2 separate regions of the Homo sapiens genome follow, and region 2 is linked to region 1. A link is an interaction called in ENCODE POLR2A ChIA-PET data of the cell type or tissue named here. Cell type or tissue: HepG2. All regions are shown on one strand. Links, peaks and the distances in the headings refer to the core of each region. The heading gives the core; the rest is flanking DNA. Region 1 overlaps EML4 (EMAP like 4). Region 2 overlaps EML4-AS1 (EML4 antisense RNA 1).

The links. ChIA-PET counts read pairs that join two places held together with the same protein. Peaks named below come from ENCODE experiments on the same cell type or tissue, not always from the same donor. Only the 100,000 strongest peaks of a DNase experiment are listed, where the experiment ranks them.
Region 2: POLR2A ChIA-PET joins it to region 1 with 11 read pairs; 13 of 35 experiments call an interaction of 5 or more read pairs at or near these places.

Annotation. Positions count from the first base shown.
Region 1 is chr2:42,192,592-42,200,926 of GRCh38, reverse strand. All of the region lies in intron 1 of EML4 (EMAP like 4), which reads right to left. Among named protein-coding and RNA genes, the nearest start is that of EML4-AS1, 27 kb to the right of the region's middle. RefSeq lists a cis regulatory region at 5,209-5,222 and an enhancer at 5,144-5,288. In HepG2, for the core only: a CTCF peak has its summit at 4,031 (motif pointing right); DNase peaks (open chromatin) are centred at 4,036, 5,176 and 7,026; H3K4me3 peaks cover 1,677 bases.
Region 2 is chr2:42,138,254-42,146,588 of GRCh38, reverse strand. EML4-AS1 (EML4 antisense RNA 1) reads left to right here. Exons shown (of 4, transcript NR_110584.1): 4 at 3,245-4,154. Among named protein-coding and RNA genes, the nearest start is that of EML4, 27 kb to the left of the region's middle. RefSeq lists a silencer at 5,086-5,380 and an enhancer at 4,952-5,749. In HepG2, for the core only: no CTCF peak of the experiment used is centred there; DNase peaks (open chromatin) are centred at 3,673 and 4,708; H3K4me3 peaks cover 1,496 bases.

The DNA.
Region 1 (8,335 bases), core at 319-8,318:
GGAAGTGGAAAAGACTTGGAATAAACTGCATTCTAAGTGGGCCCTCATTTCCTGCCTCATTTCCCCTACTGTCCCCTGCAAAGCGCTGGAAATTTCAGTCCTTTGCTTTACATTCTTTCTCCCACCAAAGATTCAATAGAAGGCATGCCAAGACTATGAGTGTCTGCAAAAACTCTTTAAAAATGCCAAAAAAGATATAAAACATTCCTCTAGATATGAATTTAGAATTGTTATGATATTTAGAGTCAAACTGCTGAACTTGAGGATTACTGTCTCTACAAAGAAAGTCTGTAAGTCTGAATTAGTGCCAGAATTTCTGAAACCATCTTTTCAACTGGAGAAAGGGAGTTCAAGCCAAAAAGAGAGCTTTTGATCTCAATGACCAGCAAATAAGAAATCAGCATTTGTTGAATTAAATATGCCTGACAACCACAATACCTAACAACCTCAAATTAACATTTGTCCATAAAAGCATTTATGCCAAATTCAAAAAAGACTGCTCTCTACAGCTTACAGGTCACATGTGGAGCAAAGGCCATAATTTTTGTTGAAATTCTTTCTTTTTCCCCTTGTCTACACAGTGCTGATATTCCTCTTTTTTTGAGGCGTAGTCTTGTTCTGTCGCCCAGGCTGGAGTGCAGTGGCCCAATCTCGGCTCACTGCAAGCTCCGCCTCCCGGGTTCACACCATTCTCCTGCCTCAGCCTCCCGAGTAGCTGGGACTACAGGTGCCCACCACCATGTCCAGCTAATTTTTTTTTTTTTTTTTTTTTTGTATTTTTAGTAGAGATGGGGTTTCACCATGTTAGCCAGGATGGTCTCAATCTCCTGACTTCGCGATCTGCCCGCCTTGGCCTCCCAAAGTGCTGGGATTACAAGCGTCAGCCACCGCGCCTGGCCGGTATTTCTATTCTAAATCTCAGCAACCTTATTTACCCGGCCACTGTTCATCTCATTAAGGAATGATCCAATGTCAAAATTGTTTTTTAAGACTGGCATAAATGATACCCCATATACTTATCCTTTAAAGCAAATGGTCTCTTTCCATGATTCCACAATAACCCATAGATGACTTTCACTTCCCTGATACATTTACCATCTGACTAGTAACTTATGGCCTCGGATTTCTGTGACGCTTCGGTTCCTTCTCTTGCTTACCCGCTCACTCTCCCAAAAGGTTACCCTCTTTTCCAACCTTTTTCACTACTGCCATTTGCAATGCTTCTTATTTTCAAATAAACTTCTCTAGATCCTTTACAGAACCTCAGTCTACCTTTTGCCTCTAATTGAAACCAACTTTTCCACACGACACCACTTCCATTCCAGCTGAGTCAAAACGGCAACTATTCTTTCTCTTATACCTCTCAACAGAAAACAGGGAGATAACAGCATTGTCCTGTCTTCTTTCTATTGCAGCACACATATGATTACTCCAAAAGTCTCCTGCAAAACCTTCCTCCTTTACTTATAACTAGGATCTAACAACTAACCTAATTATTCATCATTATCATCAATCAACTTCTCAGTCACTCTCCAAATTACATATAAGTTTTGATCTTACTATCTAATTTACCTTTTCAGCCACCATTAGCCTGGGCAAATTCCAATCCACGTGAACATCCTAGCTGCTCTCCTCCTTAAGGAGTGAAGAGATAGCCACTACCCAATTGAATAATCCACCTCTATAACCACTCGCTTTATTACCCACAACAATTACTCATCTGAAATCTTAAAACTCATTATCTTGGCCCATAACCCCAAGCCCTTATCCTTTGTCTCTTTCACTCCTATTCCCCATCACACTTCACCCTTTAGCTTCATGGAAACTTTTGGTGTTAATGTTCTTCCACTTTCTCCCCACCTATCAACCTTGTCTTGGCTTCAAGGTGTTCCCTCTCCAGCCTAAACCCCCAAGATACATAACTTCAACCACTCTCACTGCAATACTTTCAACTTTTGGCCCCTGGGTCTTCCCAAACCACTCTCCTTTGTCAAGTCCTGCCTCCACCAATACCAGAACATTTTGACTGCCCAGCTTTTCTGTTTCTACACAATGGCTGCTGGGTACTGCAGAGAGAGACACAGGGAAGGAATGAGAATACATACACACAACAGAAACCACCACAAAAACCCATGGTCATCAAACCCATCTTGGTCTCTCTACATTTTCCAAGTGAACTCCAACTCCCATTGCCTCAATAACTATTCCAAATCCTCACAACTCTCTTCCAGCTTTCAATTCCACCACCTCCACCTCATACTTCTCAGAATGTGTCCTCACTTCCTCTTTCAAAGAGAAAATAGCAGACTTCAGGTAGAAATATTCCTCCCCAAATTAGCATCCTTACCACCTTTTCCTTTTAAAATTTTTCTTCTTTTTTTGTAGAGATGGAAGTCTCACTATGTTGCCCATAAGACCAGGCTTGAACTCCTGGTCTCAAGCAATCCTCCCACCTTGGCCTCCCAAAGTGCTGGGATTACAGGTGTTAGCCACCACACCCAGCCCCTCCCAACTCATTAAAACAGGTGCCTCTTGAGTTAAACACCAAGCCTTCCCCCAGTGCTTTAGAGTGTCTCCCCTATTACTTTCTTTAGAGACATTAGGTCAATCATACATGCCCATTCTCTCTCACATCTGATCTATCCACTGGTCATTTTCCCTCAGGATAAATATATATTCACATCTCTACCAACCAAAAAAGAAAAAAAAAATTCAATTTTAAGTCAGACTCCCTCTATCTCCCTTAAGAAGTTCTGGTAGGAGCAAGCTACAGGTGTTTGGACATTCTCTTTTTCCATTACTACCTAACCTGTAGCAAACTGGTCTCTGTAATTCCAGTAAAGTCACTGATAAGCAACCCTATCAACTAGGTACTTGTATTAGTACCACTTTACAAATGGGGCACACAGAAAGATTAAATAACTTGTCCAAGGCTACAAACTAGTAATTGCAGGTGCCAGGATGTACACGTAGGCACTGTGACTCTGGAGCCCAGATTCTTAACCACCACCCTATGCTTCAAATTACAAACATATATATTATGCTTCTAATTCTATTTTATAAATCCTGGCTAAAGGAGTACACAAGGTTTGAGGTGGAGCACATCTGGAGTTATTTCCAAAACTGTAATCTTTGTCAATAGCTAATGACACACTTACTGGCTTAACTGACATTTATTCACTATTTTGCTACACGTTTACTGGTTTCTTCTGAAGTGCCAATAAATGATCATTCTCAAATTTTTGCTTTTTAAGATAAAATATTCACTACCAATATATATTTCACAGATATTTAAAATTACTCATTTGTAGAACAGATTCACAATTTATGTTGAGTTTACACCATTTTGTTTTTTTTTTCTGAAGACTATTGTTTTGGATTTACTGATATTTTCATTTAAAAAAAATCTAGTATTTAAGCAGGTGTCTTAAATATATCTTTGCAAACAGAACTCTTATCACCTCCTGCCAATAGATGACTTGTGATTTTTATTGCCTATATCTATCTTTTTGGGGGGTTCTTTTTCTTTACCAACATCAATTTTTCTATTAACAAGTTTAAAAGATGGGGCGTGGTGGCTCATGCGTGTAAACCCAGTATTTTGGGAGGCTGAGGCAAGCGGATCACTTGAGCCCTCACAGTTGGAGACCAGCCTGGGAATATGGCAAAACCCCATCTCTACAAAACAATACGAAAATTAGCCAGGAGTGGTGGTGCGTGCCTGTGGTGCCAGCCACTCGGGAATCTGAGATGGGGGTATCACCTGATCCTGGGAGGTCAAGGCTGCAGTGATCGCACCACTGCACTTCAGCCTGGGTGACAGAGTGCGACCCTGTCTCAAAAAATAAATAAAGACACAATTTACTTCCTTAAACCAACATTTACTTTGATTCCTAGCATGGCTTTTCATTTCTGCAGGGCTCTTCTACTGTATTTATTCTATGGGCCTACAAAAACACTGAACATAAGTGAAATTTACTTTTTCAAAGTAGGGGGCACTCTTACACTAATCTCCCATTATAAAGAATGAGACTTCCCTTCTCTTTCCCACAGTAGAGGGCAGGGTGGAGGCAGGGTGGTTACTGTATTAGGTATTACAGAAAACTCTCCCAGTCTCTCTTCCACAAACTCAAGCCACAAACTCCTGCATGGGCAGAGGGGGAAGGGAAGTTACTAATTTGGTGGGTTAGATTTAGCTTTCCTTGGACCTTATTTTTAACAAGAAGGAAATTACGTTACTGCATAGAAAACAAGGCCATCTTTCCCTTTCTCACTCCAGCTCTTTGTTTCGCTGATAACTAGATACATAAAGTAAGCCTCTAATCTTCTCGCCAGCTGCCAGATTAAGTGTAGTCAGAGCAGACATGGCAGACGGAACTCTTATCATAGTCTCACAGTCTAGATTTGTTGGTGATTGCAGCTGACTCTCAATTTATCCTTAGATCCATGTTATGGTCTCAAATTCTGCTGTTATCAGACAGTCTAAATTTTAGAAACAGATGCTGTGTCCATTATTTATCTCTTAGAACCTGGAGACAGAAGGGCTAAATGATTGGCACTCCTAACCTCAATATATACCATAAGCAAGCGTCAACAGATGGTGATCATCATTAAGCACATATTAAGTGCTAATACTTTTATATGTCCTTTTAATCTGATCTTGCAAGGTAAATATTTTTATCCAAATTCATTAATAAATGAATGTATTAATTCACTCATTAATGACTGAATGTATTAATTCACTCATTAATGACTGAATGAACGCTAGGGTTCAGAGAAGTATTTGCACAAGCTTCCAAAGCTAGTAAATTTTACAAACAAGGTTCAATCTCAAATCTCTCTGATTCCAAAATTCTCAGTTAATGACCATACTCAATTTGATGAGAATAAAATACTATATCTAAGTCTGGTCAATGTATAGTATAGAAGTATGACCAATATTTAAACAATCATCAAAGATATATTTGTCTGCCATGAAAAAGGAGTAAATGATCCTCCTACAGTTGGTTAATGAAGCACTAGGTTCCACAGGGAATTCAGTTATTGAAAAATAATTAACTTTAATAACACTTGGTACAATAAAGATTGGAGAAAAAAATCTCCAATAACCTGATGCTCCATTTCCATCCAGGCTTCCTGTAGTAAATATGTAGTGTTGCAATAAAGCTCCTTGAAAAATGAGTCATCTTGAACCAAATATAATCAACAAGATAATGATTAACCAAAAGCTGGCACAAATCCTAACAGAGTAATATAATTCAAATTCAGCCTCTTAAAAGATAACTCATGTTTAATGCTGGTATCTCAGAAATGTAAGCCAATGATTGGGTTTATGGAATGGTCTATATATTGGCACAAGCATATGCAAACGTACATTTTAAATTTTTCTATGTCTTGTATTTTTATACTTAGCATTATTTACCCACAAAACCTAACAAACGGATTTCACAGTGTCAGATCTACATTTCCCACTCTATACAAAACTCTGAAAAATTATTTCTAATGTTTACTAAAATCAATTTATTTTTGCTTATTTTAGTATGGCATAAAAACTGAGTATGATACATTAAACATTATAATACTATGAATACCGTATCCTTAAAATGTAATAATGTAATCTCTCTCACACAAAATAAAATTAGTTAATAGTCGTGTAAGGCATATGCTCTAATGTTTTATCTGGTAGCATGATGAAGTTATCATATACCCTCTTACTTGCAATGAAACAAATCTAACAAATGACTAAAACAACTTAGGAGAAATACATTCCATGGCCACAAAACAAGGCCAAGTTAACTGGATCCCGAAGGTATAAACCCATAATTCTGACCTAAAAAAATACAGCTTCTATAATCAATGAACTAGCTAACCATGCAACTACTTTGAAATAACTAATAATTTTATAATATAATACTGATTACCTGATTTGGAAATAAAGCAAAGTCTTTGCCAAACAATGTTGTTTGTTAGCATTTATAAGCATATTTGTAAGAAAAAAATTAACTTTTAACTCTTATCTTACACCATACACAGAAATTAATCTAAGGTAGAACATAGACCTAAAAGCCAAAGCCCTAAGGAACAAATGATAAATCAGACCATCAAGATTAAAGATCCTGGCCAAGCAGTGGCTCACTCCTGTAATCCCAGCACTTTAGGAGCTGAGACAAGTGGATCACTCGAGCCCAGGAGTTCGAGACCAGACTGGGCAACATGGTAAAAATACCGTCTCTACAAAAAATACAAAAATAAGCTAGACATGGTGGTACACATCAGTAGTCCCAGCTACTTGGGAGGCTGAGGTGAGAGGATCGCTTGAGCCCAAGAGGTGGAGGTTGGGCATCACATGAGCTACTGCACTCCAGCCTGGGCAACAGGGCAAGACCTTGTCTAAAAAAAAAAAAGAAATAAAAAAGGTAAATTAAAAAGTCCTACTCAATCAAAAGATATCACTAAAAAAGTAACCAGGCAAGCCACAATGTAGGGGAAAATATTCACAAAATATTTTCTGACAAAAAATTTGTTTCCATAGTACAAGTCAACAATGATATAAATTATCCAGTGCAAAAAAAAAAAAAAGAGAGAGAGAGAAGTGAAAAATACAGATCTGGATTAGGATTCAGGACTAGATACAAAAAAAAGAAAAGAAATATAAAGAAAATAATTGAAAAATATACAAATATACTTTGCCTAATCTTATTTAAAAGGACTTGATTTCCTTAACCAAACACCACAGGATATCCCATTTCAAATAAGCCATTAACATTACACATTAAAAATTTATGATGACTATCTTTTTGTGTATATTTATATAGGCTATAAAAACAATGATTAATAAAATTTAAAATGAGCAAACATGAATTACCCTAAAAATGGTAAAAGGGAAATTCTGCAACTATTTCACAATAAAGTAATGTTAACACAGTTTAAAATAAGACTGCAGGTCAGGCACAGTGTTTCAGGCCTGTAATCCCAGCACTCTGGGAGGCCAAAGGGAGAGGATCACTTGAGCCCAGGAGTTCCAGACAGTACAGGCAACATAGTGAGATCCTGTCTCTACAAAACATAAAGATACTAGCTGGGTATGGTGGTGCATGCCTGTAGTCCCAGCTACCCAGGAGTCTGAAGCAGGAAGACTGCTTGAGCCCAGGAGGTCAAGGCTGCAGTGAGCCATGATTGTGCTGCTGCACAACAGCCTAGGTGACATACCAAGACCCCACTTCATTAAGAAAAGGAAAAAAAAAAAAGAACGCCTATAATGACTCAATAGATAGATGACAAAAGTGAAAACTTAAAAGCAAAATATATCAACAATGTCCCTTTAAGAAATCTCAGCAATGAAAAAGGTCAAAACTTAAAGGAATTTAAATCATTTTAGTTCTCATTATAGCATCAGATTGGGTTTGGCCCTAAGAAATAAAATTGCAACAGCAACTTCTTTGCTAAGAAATTTTCCACTGTCAGTCTAAACAATCACACAGCAGACACCATTCTAAATGCTTTTACTCTTTTTATCGTTCATCTAAAAACCAGCTTCTACTAATTTTTCCTTCAGCAGAATAAACTGCATGCACGTTTTGCAGTACAGACATGTGTCAGTTCTGAGAAATGCATCACAGGCAATTTCATTGTGCAAAATCACAGAATGTACTTACACAAACCTAGATGGTATAGCCTACTACAGACCTAGGCTATACGGTATAACCTATTGCTCCTAGGCTATAAACTTGTACAGAATACTACTGCACTGAATACTGTAGGCAATGGTAACACAATGGTATGTAAGCACAGAAAAGGTACAGTAAAATACAGTATTAAAATCTTATGGAAATACCCTCATATGTGGTATATGACTGTTCTTTACTATGAAACATATTGTACTGCAGCTAAAGACTAAGGTTTGGCTAAGTGGAGCCAACCAGCCAAACATGTCAGTTTCCACCACCTCCCTGACATACACTATACTACCTCAGAGTCTGCAAAGCAGTTTCATGACTGTTGAGTTTCACCAATCACTCCTCCAGATTAGCAAAACCCTAAATGCTTTCTGCAGATGCACCAAGAATCTCAGGGTCTCTAGATAAGGACCACAGAAAAGTGAAAATCATGATACTGGAATCAGTTGCTCTGAAGACTCAGAGAAGAGCAACTGCTTCATTTATCACTGTTTTTCTGGGTTTTTGAATCCTAGTGGGAGCCAGTTATTCTAGCAAAATCCTTCATGCTTTAATGTCTGGGGTTTACAAATGATGCTCACCTATTTCTCATCTAACTCTTCATATTGCAATCAAAGAGGCAAGAGATGACCAAGATTTTTTTCATAAAAGGACTCTAG
Region 2 (8,335 bases), core at 181-8,180, 54 kb after region 1:
CTCCATAATAAGTCAGGTACTTGTCATTTTTCATTGTGGAAATTAATGAGAAAACTGAGTCTCAGAGGTTAGGGTACTTGTCTCAGGTCACACAGTGGGTAGATAGATGAGCTGGGACTTGAATTCAGACAAAGTTGCGCCAGTGTCCATTTATTAATCACTATGCTAAGCTACTCTCCCAGTAGAATAATCTCAGTTGTGTACAAATAAAACTACATACGTAAAAAGAAAAATGCATGTTAAAAACAACAAGGTCTGAAGGCATAGACACTAACCATTAATCTATAAAGGGAAGAATGGGAATCAGTGGCGTCAGGTGGTGGCAGAAGCTTAAGGTGAGGGGGACTTTCATTTATTATTATATATATCTGAATATTGTTTGAATTATTGAGTATTATACAAATATGAATTTGTATATTGCTTTTAGAATTAAAAATAATTGTAAAATAAATGAATAACAAACACTTATGAAAAATTTACTTGATGTCAGGCAGTGTTCCTTAGTGTTTTACAAATATTAAATAACCTAATCTTCTTAAAAGTCTCCATTTTGCAGATGAGGAAACTAAGGTAGTCATTCCACAGTTGATAAGAGACAAAGGTGGGATTTGAACCCATATAGTCTGACTGCAGATTCTGTGTTCTTAATCATTATTACACACACACAGACACACACACACACACACACACACACACACACACACACACACGCATGTGGGAGCTGAGATCTGAGCCAATGGTCGTCACACATTTTCAAATTCTAGACCAGACTACTAACCACCCTGTGCCATGGGGAACACCCTTTAGTCTGGTGCTTAGAGGTATAAATTCTCAAATTGCACAAACATGGACTTGAATTCCATCTCTGCTAGTTACTAGCTGTGTGATCTTGGGCTAGTTATTTGACAGTTTTGATCTCTGTATCCTCAACTATAAAAAATTGAGATAATAGGCCAGGCGCAGTGGCTCACGCCTGTAATCCCAGCACTTTGGGAGGCTGAGGCGAGTGGATCACCAGGTCAGGGGATCGAGACCATCCTGGCTAACACGGTGAAACCCCGTCTCTACTAAAAATACAAAAAATTAGCTGGGCGTGGTGGCGGGCGCCTGTAGTCCCAGCTACTCGGGAGGCTGAGGCAGGAGAATGGCATGAACCCAGGAGGTGGAGCTTGCAGTGAGCCGAGATTGCACCACTGCACTCTAGCCTGGGGGCCAGAGCAAGACTCCGTCTCAAAAAAAAAAAAAAAAAAGAAAAAAAAAACACCTGAGATAATAATAGTCACTCTCATAACGCTGTTATGAGGATTTAAAAATATTAGTATACATAAAGTGCTTAGCACAGAACCTGGCATACAGTAAGAAATAAATCAATGTTAATTATTGCCATTATAATTATTAGTATATTATCTAGGCACCCCCTTTTCAACTTATATTAAGGTTGAGGGTAATCTTTTTCTCCCATCTTTATTTGGGACACTAAGACACATCTTTGGTCTAGCAATATCTGTAAGGAATCTACTTTTTATTTTTTATTTATTTATTTATTTTTAGTAGAGACAGGGTTTCACCATTTAGGCCAGGCTGGTCTTGAACTCCTGACCTTGTGATCTACCAGCCTCAGCCTCCCAAAGTGCTGGGATTACAGGCGTAAGCCACTGTGCCCGGTCAGGAATCTACTTTTTGATGTGATTGCAAAAAGTTTACCAAGATATACGTTTAAAGATATTCACTGAGGTGTTATTTGTTCTAGCAATGAACTGGAAACCACCTAAACATCCATCATTAGGAAACTGATTGGTTGGGTGTGGTGGCTCACTCCTGTAGTCTCAGCACTTTGGGAGGATGAGACAGGCAGATCACTTGAGCCCAGCAGTTCAAGACCAGCCTGGGCAAAAAAAATTAGCTGAGTAGGGTGACATGTGCCTGTAGTCCCAGCTACTTGGGAGGCTGAGGTGGGAGGATCATTTGAGCCTGGGAAGTCGAGGCTGCAGTGAGCCAAGACTGTGCCACTGCACTCCAGCCTGGGCGACAAAGCAAGACCTTGTCTCGAAAAAAAAAAAAAAAGGAAACTGATTAAATACATTTTGATACATACAAATAAGGAATAACATGTGAGGACTCTGAAAAGGCCCAATACATAGCAGCCTTCTTCCCTGTTCAGAATCTGAACAAACTGAGAAAACGACAGATGAAGGCAGAAATCTCTCTGATGAAGGCTAATTTGCATGCTGCACCATGTGTTATCTCATACTGAGAGACAAATAGGCTTCCTACTATGGAAACCCCGAATTGGATAGACATTCTCCAGTTCTGCCCACTTCTGGGGGAGTGGTAGGCAACTCCATCCTAAGAAGAAAAGGGCAGAATTGAACCTGAAAGGTTCAATTTATATAATCAGATAAATCACTCTGCACTCAAGGGGTGGTGGAAGTAAAGGGACAGAAAGGGGCCAGGAATGACGTTAGCTGAGTGCCTTTCACTTGGAAGGCACATTCTCTCCTAACAAAGATTGTGCAGACATTAAAAGTAGAGAGTATGGCTGGGCACTGTGGCTCACACCTATAGTCCCAGCACTTTGGGAAGCTGAGGTGGGTGGATCACGAGGTCAGGAGTTCAAGACCAGCCTGGCCAAGATGGTGAAACCCCGTCTCTACTAAAAATACAAAAATTAGCTGGGCGTGGTGACAGGCACCTGTAATCCCAGCTACTCAGGAGGCTGAGGCAGAGAACTGTTTGAACCCGAGAGATAGAGGTCGCAGAGCCAAGATCGCGCCACTGCGCTCTAGCCTGGGCGACAGAGACTGTCTCAAAAAAAAAAAAAAAAAAAAGAGAGAGTATATCTGCAGCTCGTGTTTGAAAGATCTCTGAGATGGTGTTTAAGGTGAAAATAATGAGATGCAGAATGATTAATACAGTAAGATCTCCCTCATGGAAAATTTTGTTAGAGGACATACATAACTATGTCATAATAAGGATGCACACAAAAAAAATAGTAACACTGGTTATATTTTAGGGGAAAAACTCAGGGCAGAAGAGGTATTTTTCCTTTTATACCTTTTTTTACTGTTTTAATTTTCTTCCCCTGTGTATGTATTACTTTTATTTTTAAAAATACTGTTAGGGGTTATCTGGACTGTGGGATTAATGACCATTATTACTTTCTTTTTCACAGTGCTCTGCAAAAGTAAGTTATAATAAATGTTATCTTAAAAAATAAAAACAAGGCAACTGTTTTTTTTTTAAGTGCCCTCTCTAGCCTTGGGAGTCCTAATGAGCTATAATCACAGAGACGCCAGACTAGTCAAAATTGGAAGAAAGAGCTATAATCACAGGAAAAGAACTCTCTCCACAATTTGAAGTATCCCAGAAAAAGCAGCAGCAATGAGGACAGACTTCAAGACAAGCAGAGAGGAGCAGCCATGGCGGGGCCTGCAGTGGCTACAGGGGGCCTCTATAGCGTGAAATGACATCAGAAAAGGACCTGAGTGGCCCAAGAAAGGGAGGACGGAAAGTCAAGGAGGAAAGTAAGCAGGAGTTGAATTTAGGAGTAAATGCTACGGTGATTATGACTCACAGCCTCATGGTCCTCAAGGCTGGAGTGGCGTTGGAGAAACCAGGTCATAGTTGTATAACCAAGGTACTCTGCAGGATGGACTATGGAGCTGCCTCCTGCAGCCACAGGTGATCAAAATGAGGTCTGTGTGACGGAGCCTGCAGCGAGGCAAGATGGCTGCCTCAAACAAGTCCATATTTCATCTCTCCTCCTAACCTCCTGCCTGCCAAAGCTCTGGCAGGGAACTCATTACAACAAAGCATGCATGCACCCTAATTACCTGTCATACTTCTCTGTTGCTGGACCAGACCCTATAAGAGAATTCCAAAGAATTTATTTTTATGGGAACAAAATGCAGTAATTGATGTTGCAATCCTGCCCAAATCACTGAACAGATCCTTTAACATCCAAATTCCCTAAAACAGCTTTGACTTACTACACACTTCACATGCCAGCTAGTGTTTGAAGTGCGTGTAGCCGCCCCCATGAAGCCCTTTCTTACTGTAAGTGCTCAAGAACAAAGATATTTCTTAAACTTCCTTTGATTCTCATAAAATAAAAATAGCCATTACATAATAAAGCACAAAGCTCCATGGGTTAAGAAGTCCCTGATGTTTTTCCTGCCTTCGGTCATTTTCTTTGTTTAAAGCATTTAGAAACAGTGAATGTTCATGAAGAAAAAAAAAAATCTCCAGCGGGAAAATGAGTGTGAGAGTTAGTCAGCAGCTAGACTCACTCATACGTCCATGAGGTTGTAACTTAATCTGAAAATATAGTCTTTCCTGGAAGAGACTTGAGCAGCAATTTATCATTTTATAATTTGTGGTTTAAATTTGAGCCATAAACCAAGCAGCTGTATTGGTTTGAGGCACTTTTGAATCTTCTTAAAACCCCAGGAGGCAAGAGGACAGCTTTAAACTTGAGGCTCCAAACTCTTGGGGTTTAACTGAGAGAACACGAAGGACAACGTTTCTGTGTGCCCTCTCTTTTCTTAGGAAATGTATGGAATGCATGCCTTTGTTTGTTTTAGACTTGGGAAGAAAAAGCAGACTTTGATAGCTGGAGCCACAAGCCGGCCCCTCGTATCTTATGACATCGGGTTTTCGTACATTACAGGGTCCCCTGGGAAATGAGAAGCTGGAAGCCGAGAGAGGGGGAAATGGGCGGAGAAAGGGGAAGCAAGGGGAAGGGAGGAGTGCCGGAGATAACTCTGCTGACTTCACAATTTTCCACCGGGGCCTGCCCTGCCTACCTTTGTTGACATCAAAGCTCATTGAGAAGCCTCTGTGTGCTGGCTCAGTCAGCCCTGCCTGCTGCCAGTGGGAAAAGGAATTGGCAACTAGCCCTACAACAAAACTGAGAACATAATTCTTGAAATTAACTTTTCCTTAAAAATTTTTTTTTCCATCTTGGTATGGCAGCTCTGGGTCCCGTCCGCCACCACTTGCTGGGGTTCAAGCATCCACCAGGGAGGAAAGCAGCTTTTACACAGATATCTCCAGAAACTCGGGCAGCCTCCCAAGGTGTCTCACTGGTTCTGCAGCAGTGTTGGCTTTCTGTGGGCTGATGGGTGTGGCTTTTGCAATCATGTTGGGGCGCCTGGATTTGGGAAGCCTGGGCTCCTTTATGCAGAGCAATGCAGAGCATCAGATTTTGGCTGGCAGCTGAGCTCTCAAGTCGGCTGCCGTTTCGTCTCTCCTCCCTGCTCCCCTGCTGGGATTCGTTTGTTTCCATTCCCATCTCTCTTTTCTTTGGAGTCCTCTGGCCCCTCTCCAGGGAGAAAGCAGAGGAAATAAGATGACCATCCTGTCTGCTGTCACTTATGACCTTCAAATCTGCTTATCACTTGAATCCCAGGACAAAAAGAGTCACAGCACCCTTACTGAGCAAAAGCAACTTGCCATAGATTCTACATGTTAAAACCCAGTTGGACAGCACAGTTAAAATATATGCCTGTGTGGCTGGGCGTGGTGGCTCATGCCTGTAATCCCAGCACTTTGGGAGGCCAAGGCGAGCAGATCACAAGGTCAAGAGATTGAGACCATCCTGGCCAACATGGTAAAACACCGTCTCTACTAAAAATACAAAAATTAGCTGGGCGTGGTGGCGTGCTCCTGTAGTCCCAATTACTTGGGAGGCTGAGGCAGGAGAATTGCTTGAACCGGGGAGGTGGAGGTTGCAGTGAGCTGAGATCCCACCACTGCACTCCAGCCTGGTGACACAGTGAGACTCCATCTCAAAATAAATAAATAAGTACATAAAAAATTAAAAGAAAATATATGCCTGTGTGTTCTATCTCATAGCTCTCTGCTCCAACAGCCTCAGGCAGTATGAGGCATGCTACCCTTTACCATCTTCTCCTGTTCAATATGAATCTAAAGATAAGCCTGGGCTAGAAGTAGGTTCCCTGGCAATCCAGCTCCAGCAACAAAGAAAGCTGAGCATAAAAAGCAGTTTACAGTTTCTGCAACTGGTTATAGATTGTATTTATTTGTTTATTTAATTTAATTATTATTATTATTTTTTGAGATGGAGTCTCGCTCTGTTGCCCAGGCTGCAGTGCAGTGGCACAGTCTCGGCTCACTGCAACCTCTGCCTCTTGGGTTCAAGTGATTCTCATGTCTCAGCCTCCCAAGTAGCTGGGACTACAGAAACACACCAGCATGCCTGTTTTAGTAGAGACGTGGTTCCACCATGTTGGCAGGCTGGTCTTGAACTCCTGACCTCATGTGATCTGCCTGCCTCGGCCTCCCAAAGTGCTGGGATTAGAGGTGTGAGCCATTGTGCCAGGTCAGATTGTATTTACAAGTCACAGGATGTCAGCATCCTCCCATCTTTTTTTTTTTTTTGAGACAGGATCTCACTTTGTCACCTAGGCTGGAGTGCAGTGGTGTGATCTCGGCTCATGGCAGCCTCGACCTCCTGGGCTCAAGTGATCTGCCCACGTTGGCTTCCCAAAATGGTAGGATTACAGGCATGAGCCACTGCACTCGACCTATTTTCCCTTTTTTAAATTTACCACTGCTAGGCCGGGTGCGGTGGCTCATGCCTATACTCTTGTCCTTAAGGGAAGTAATAGGAATTGTCACATTTTAGATAAGAAATTGGTGAGCACAGTAATTCAAACCCTATATTTTGAAACCAGGGATTTTAAAATTGGGAAATGAGAACTTAAACAACGTAATTAAGAGGCCTGCCTGAGGTAAGGGTTCATTAGTTAATCCCATGAACAAGAATTAGCACCTGAGTCAGTTTGGAACTATGCATCCTCAAGGACCCAAATCCAGATGAGACAGGTGAGAGTGTTACTCAAAACTAAGCTTACTACAAGAGATGCAATTAGCCAGGTGTGGTGGTGGGTGCCTACAGTCCCACCTACTTGGGAGGCTGAGGCAGGAGAATGGCTTGAACCCGGGAGGTGGAGATTGCAGTGAGCTGAGATTGCACCACTGCACTCCAGCCTGGGAGACAGAGTGAGACTCTGTCTGAAAAACAAAAAAAAAAAAAAAAGAAAAAGAAAAAAAGAAAAAAAAAGAGATGCATTGAAGTTATTTTCTGCTTAAGAGAGCTGAAACCCTGCCCTTGGTTATCTAGACTCACATTGACTCCCCCAGACTGCCAATGCATTTGAAACTGATTCAAAATGCTTTTTGGAGATCCATCTCAATTCAGCTTGCAGGCATTCTTGGGGCCCCCTTCCAAGAAGAAATGGACCGGCATCCTGTCTGGGCTAGACCCAAGTTAGGCTCTGTCTGTCTGGGAGAATGTCATTTCTGCTTTTGAATGTCTGATGGCTAAAGCTCCAGGCTCTTGCTCCTCAATCAACACCACCACATATTCGCAGTGTTGGCTCGACTTGCAGACCTTAATCTTTAGCTCCCACATAGATGAGACAATTCTTTTTTTAAAGACATTAAGGATATATTAAGCTTCTCTTCCCTGAATTCTGTTTCTCAAACTTCCATCATCATCCCCTACTACTACTTACTGAGTACCTAGTATGACCTAGATACTGGGGCAAACAAGGGAGACTTGGTCCATGCCTTCATAGGCCTTTAAGTACCATAGGTAATAATTGTATCATTGTATAACCAAGTTAGAGATAAAAAAATAAAATGACAGACAGCTCACAGCCTTCTGTCTCATTAATATTGCATTCACCCCACCTAACAAAGTAGGAGATCTAATAGTCAAGTTCTTCAGTGTTCTCTTGGCTCACTTCCCAGCTGTGGTCAAATTCTCTGCATGCTCTTTCCTCCTTTTCTGGATTACTTGAGGAATTGCCAGGAGAGCAGAGGCATGAAGAATGCAGGCAGCGAAAGAGAAAAAGCATCTGCAAATGACTGACCGAAGCCAGTTGTAGTTAGACAGAATCAGGGTTCTCAGTTGCAAGCAACAGAAACCAACTCTGATTGATTTAAACAGAAAAATAATTTGTTGAAATGCTATTGGGCAACTCATAGAAAAACTGGGAAGGCTAGAGAAATAGGCTCAAAAAACACAGGAACCAGAAATTCAGGATCACAGCCAAGGCTATAGGTACAATCACAGCACAGGGCCTAAGATGATGATACCACTGTTGCCACTGCCCAGTGCTGGACCACAACTTACATTGTCACCCTCTTCAGCTGCAGACACTGGATACCACCATAAGCACCACTGCACTGGGAGCTTGTATATTTTTGCTGCCCTGCAGTTTCCTGTGAAAAGGGATCCGTATTTGTTGGTGCCAGTAATTTCTGATTCCTTCTGGAGCAGCTGCACCTGTTGGCCAAGTCTCGG